Linked DNA regions of Homo sapiens: region 1 is linked to region 2. A link is an interaction called in ENCODE POLR2A ChIA-PET data of the cell type or tissue named here. Cell type or tissue: MCF 10A. All regions are shown on one strand.

Region 1 (2,500 bases), 170 kb before region 2:
AAACTTTGGTGGTGGCGTTGGAGGTGGTTTTGGTGAGAATGACAACTTCGGTCGTGGAGGAAACTTCAGTGGTTGTGCTGGCTTTGGTGGCAGAAGTGGTGGTGGTAGATAGGGTGGCAGTGGGAATGGCTATAACAGATTTGATAATGATGGAAGCAATTTTGGAGGTGGTGGAAGCTACAATGATTTTGGCAATTACAACGATCGGTCTTCAAATTTTGGACCCATAAAGGGAGGAAACTTTGGAGGCAGAAGCTCTGGTCCCTATGGTGGTGGAAGCCAATACTTTGCCAAACCATGAAACCAAGGTGGCTATGGCAGTTCCGTAGCAGCAGTAGTTACGGCAGTGGTAGAAGATTTTAATTACTGCCAGGAAACAAAGCTTACCAGGAAAGGAGAGTCAAAGAAGTGACAGGGAAGCTGCAGATTACAACCGATTTGTGAACTCAGCCAAGCCCAGTGGTGGAAGGGCCTAACTGCTACAAAGAAGACATGTATTAGACAAATACTCATGTATATGGGCAAAAAACTTGAGGACTGTATTTATGACTAATTGTATAATAGGTTATTTTAGTTTCTGTTCTGAGGAAAGTATAAATCATTTCAACAAAGGGTTTTAATATAGTGTGTTTTTTTTTTTTTGCACCTAGGCTGTTGGATGCCAAATGTAATAGTCTAATCATGACTCTGAATAAATGTGTCTCTTTGAAAAATGTGCTATGTAAAGTTAGTCTACTCTGAAGCCATCTTGGTAAATTTCCCCAACATTGTGAAGGGAATTCCTTCAGGGTGATGCCACATTCTATTTGGAATTTGTATATGACCTGCTTGGGTGGAGAAGCCATTATCTTCAGTAACCTTGGTGTAGTTGAACTGATAGTTACTGTTGTGACTTGAAGTTCACCATTAAAAGAGTTCACCGGGCCAGGCGCGGCGGCTCACATTTGTAATTCCAGCACTTTAGAAGGCTGAGGCAGGAGAATTGCTTGAACCCAGAAGGCAGAGGTTACAGTGAGGAGAGATCTTGTCATTGCGCTCCAGCCTGGGCGACAGAGTGAGACTCCAACTCAAAAAAAAAAAAAAAATTAGGCTCAAGGATTCCAGAAATAACATGGAAGTAGATATCTGGCTATTTGACTTTCATTCTGGGATGGGGGTAGGGGGTTCTTTACAGCCTGGGGCAATGAAAGTCTCAGCTCCCTGTTCTGCTTTCTTCGAGAAGTGTGTGTGTGTGTGTGTGTGTGTGTGTGTGTGTGTGTGTGTGTGTGTGTTGGAGGTAGAGGGAATGCACCTTGTTACAGCTTGATGGAAGTCTAGATTCCCCACTTTGCCTTTGCTGTTGTGTGTGAAGGTTTGGACGACAGTTGTTTTTTTTTTTTTTTTCCTCTTCCAGCTTCCCAAGAGCAGAAGTCCGTAGAAATGGAGTTTGTAACTCCACTGAACACACAAAATTAGCTAAAAAAAAATAACAAGTCACAAAACAAAAATTTTAAAAATGTAAAACTTTTAGAAGTAGAGTCAGGCTTCGGCCGGGCGCGGTGGCTCACGCCTGTAATCCCAGCACTTTGGGAGGCCGAGGTGGGCGGATCACGAGGTCAGGAAATAGAGACCATCCTGGCTAACTCGGCTAACTCGGTGAAACCCCGTCTCTACTAAAAATACAAAAAATTAGCCGGGCGTGTTGGCGGGCGCCTGTAGCCCCGGCTACTCTGGAGGCTGAGGGAGGAGAATGGCGTGAGCCCGGGAGGCGGAGCTTGCAGTGAACCAAGATCGCGCCACTGCACTCCAACCTGGGCAACGGAGCGAGACAGTGTCTCAAAAAAAAAAAAAAAAAAAAAAGGGGAGTCAGGCTTTGGTCCAATAACTCATTAAAAGATTATTATTATTATTATAATTATTATTATTATTATTATTATTAGTTTGAGACGGAGTTTCGCTCTTGTTGCTCAGGCTGGAGTGCAATGGCATGATCTCAGCTCACCGCAACCTCCGCCTCCTGGGTTGAAGCGATTCTCCTGTCTCAGCCTCCCGAGTAGCTGGGATTACAGGCATATGCCACCACGCCGGCCTAATTTTGTATTTTTAGTAGAGACAGGGTTTCTTCATGTTGATCAGGTTAGCCTCAAACTCCTGACCTCAGGTGATCCGCCTGCCTCGGCCTCCCAAAGTGCTGGGATTACAGGCGTGAGCCACTGCGCCCGGAAAGACTTATTCTTTCTTATTCTTATTCTTATTCTTATTCTTATTATTTTGAGATGGAGTCTCGCTCTGTAGCCCAGGCTGGAGTGCAGTGGTGCGATCTCGGCTCACTGCAAGCTCCGCCTCCCGGCTTCACGCCATTCTCCTGCCTCAGCCTCCCAAGTAACTGGACTACAGGCGCCCACCAACACGCTCGGCTAATTTTTTTGTGTTTTTAGTAGAGACGGGATTTCACCGTGCTAGCCAGGATGATCTCGATCTCCTGACCTCGTGATCCGCCCGTCTCGGCCTCTCAAAGTGC
Region 2 (2,500 bases):
ACCTCAAGTGATCTGCCTGCCTCGGCCTCCCAGAGTGCTGGGATTACAGGCGCGAGCCACCACGCCTGAGCAGAATCATGCTCTTAATTGTACTTGAAAAACAAAACTTTATCTGAAAAAACTTTCTGAGTTTTTGTTTGTATGTTTTTGTTTCTGCTAAAGCTCAAAGTTTCTGACCCTAGGCAAGTTTTTATTAGTCATAGTGCATTAATAACAAATAAATACAAATAGGGCTAATAGGAAAAAAAGGACTAAGAAACTAAGAGGTAAGAAACAGAAGAATGACAGGTTTTGCTTTAAGGAAAAGTGGAGTGGCCCGGCCTTGGTGGCTCATGCCTGTAATCCCAGCACTTTGGGAGGCCGAGGCGGGTGGATCACGAGGTCAGGAGTTTGAGACCAGCCTGGCCAAGGTGGTGAAACCTCGTCTCTACTAAAAATACAAAAATTAGCCAGGTGCGGTGGTGGGTGCCTGTAATCCCAGCTACTCGGGAGGCTGAGGAGGCTGAGGCAGGAGAATCGCTTGAACACGGGAGGTGGAGGTTGCAGTGAGCCGAGGTCGCGCCACTGCACTCTAGCCTGGGCGACAGAGCAAGATTCCGTCAAAAAAAAAAAAAAATTAAAAAGATTTGCTTCCAACCACATAAGGGGAGGAGTGGTTTATAGATTAATAAAATTGCCACGAGTTGGTATTTCTTTTCTTTCATCTTGTTTTCTTTCTTTTTTTTTTTTTTTTGAGGCGCAGTTTCGCTGTTGTTGCCCAGGCTGGAGTGCAATGGCGCTATCTCGGCTAATCACAACCTCCGCCTCCTGGGTTTAAGCGATTCTCCTGCCTCAGCCTCCCTAGTAGCTGGGATTGCAGGCATGCACCACCACATCCGGCTAATTCTTTTTATTTTTAGTAGAAACAAGGTTTCTCCATTTTGGTCAGGCTGGTCTCAAACTCCCAACCTCAGGTGATCCGCCCACCTCGGCCTCCCAAAGTGCTGGGATTACAGGCGTGAGCCACCGCGCCAGGCCTTCTTCTTCTTTTTTTTTTTTTTTTTTTTTTTTTTTTGAGAGGAGTCTTGCACTGTCGCGCGGGCTGGTGTGCAGTGGTGTCATCTCGGCTCGCTGCAACCTCCGCCTCCAAGGTTCAAGCGATTCTCCTGCCTCAGTCTCCCGAGTAGCTAGGATTACAGGCGCCCGCCACCACGCCCAACTAGTTTTTTGTATTTTTAGTACAGACGAGGTTTTACTATGTTGGCCAGGTTGGTTTCGAACTCCTGACCTTGTGATCCGCCCGTCTCGGCCTCCCAAAGTGTTGGGATTACAGGCGTGAGCCACCGCGCCCGGCCGAGTTAGTAATTCTTGAAGGTGTGTCAGGTACATTGGATGCACTGTACTATTCTGTCTACCTTTGTATATATACTTTAAAGGTTTTTCCCCACAATTTCTCTGGGAAACCTGAACCTTTCTTCCCCGTGTGTTTAGAAGGGAAGGTGAGGAGAGTCAAAGGCACATGGAGCATTAACAGTTGGAATAAACGACAGAGACACGGAAACCTCCGAGGTTTCCAGAGCGGACCCGGAAATGACGCCAGGGGATGCAAACCCTTCTGCCCCTTTTTGCTACCCCTGAAGCTTACTGTTAGTGGTCGAGTTTTTCTGGAAGTGGGCTTCCGCGATCGCGGGGACCAACGCCCTGAGCTCTTGTGCCCAAAGGGGATCGCCAGGTTTTTTGATGCGGATCGAAAGGGACTGGCCCCGGAGCCTACAACCTGACGCAGGTGGGACTTGGGGAAATGTCGAGAAACCTAGGTCTGGGACTTGAGTTGGCTTCCAGGGCACACATTCTTGTTCAGAAGAAACACATTGCAAAAATCGGGAGGTGACGGGCAGATGAAGTGTCGGCGCTTCGCCTCGGGACTCCAGTGCAACCTATGGGGCTTTTGGAAATGAGGAAGTCGATGACTCTGCAGGGACTCCTCTGACCCAGGAGCAGATGGCGCTCGTCTGGGCACTCCCCAGGAGAAAAGGTGCATCGGGAAGCAGCCTGGCTTGTGGATGGTAATAAGTCACTGTTGATGGGTTGGGTGCAGGGAGGGATTTAAGTTCTTGAGCGACAGATGCTAGGGAGTTTACCTGCTCTGGATAACAGTATCTTGTGGAGGATAGTCACCTGGAAAACAGAAATGGCGTGACTGTGTTGAATACACTGTTTGATGATTCTGGGCATCAGGTGAATAGGAAATGTGTAACGTTATGGATGAGTGTGTGCTCATCGGACAGTAGCAGTGCATCTTAACAGTCGGCCTCTCAGTCCTCCTCTTCCTTAGAATCACCTATAGAGCTTTAAAATTTCCTGGATAATGTTAATGTGCAGCCAGCGATGATGACCATTGGGCTACAGTCAAATCCAAGAGGCGCATCTCATCCTTTGTTCTGATGGACAGAAACCATTATTCTGACATCGTGCCTGTTGGAGACATTGTACCTTAACTAGCATTTAATTCATGTGTGCT

The links. Peaks named below come from ENCODE experiments on the same cell type or tissue, not always from the same donor. Only the 100,000 strongest peaks of a DNase experiment are listed, where the experiment ranks them.
Region 1: POLR2A ChIA-PET joins it to region 2 with 5 read pairs; 5 of 35 experiments call an interaction of 5 or more read pairs at or near these places.

The regions. Positions count from the first base shown.
Region 1 is chr6:27,523,977-27,526,476 of GRCh38, forward strand. It overlaps the pseudogene HNRNPA1P1. Among named protein-coding and RNA genes, the nearest start is that of TRQ-CTG1-2, 5.7 kb to the left of the region's middle. In MCF 10A, no CTCF peak of the experiment used is centred here; no DNase peak of the experiment used is centred here.
Region 2 is chr6:27,692,462-27,694,961 of GRCh38, forward strand. LINC01012 (long intergenic non-protein coding RNA 1012) reads left to right here and starts at 1,574. Exons shown (of 4, transcript NR_038294.1): 1 at 1,574-2,045. In MCF 10A, no CTCF peak of the experiment used is centred here; DNase peaks (open chromatin) are centred at 1,490 and 1,930.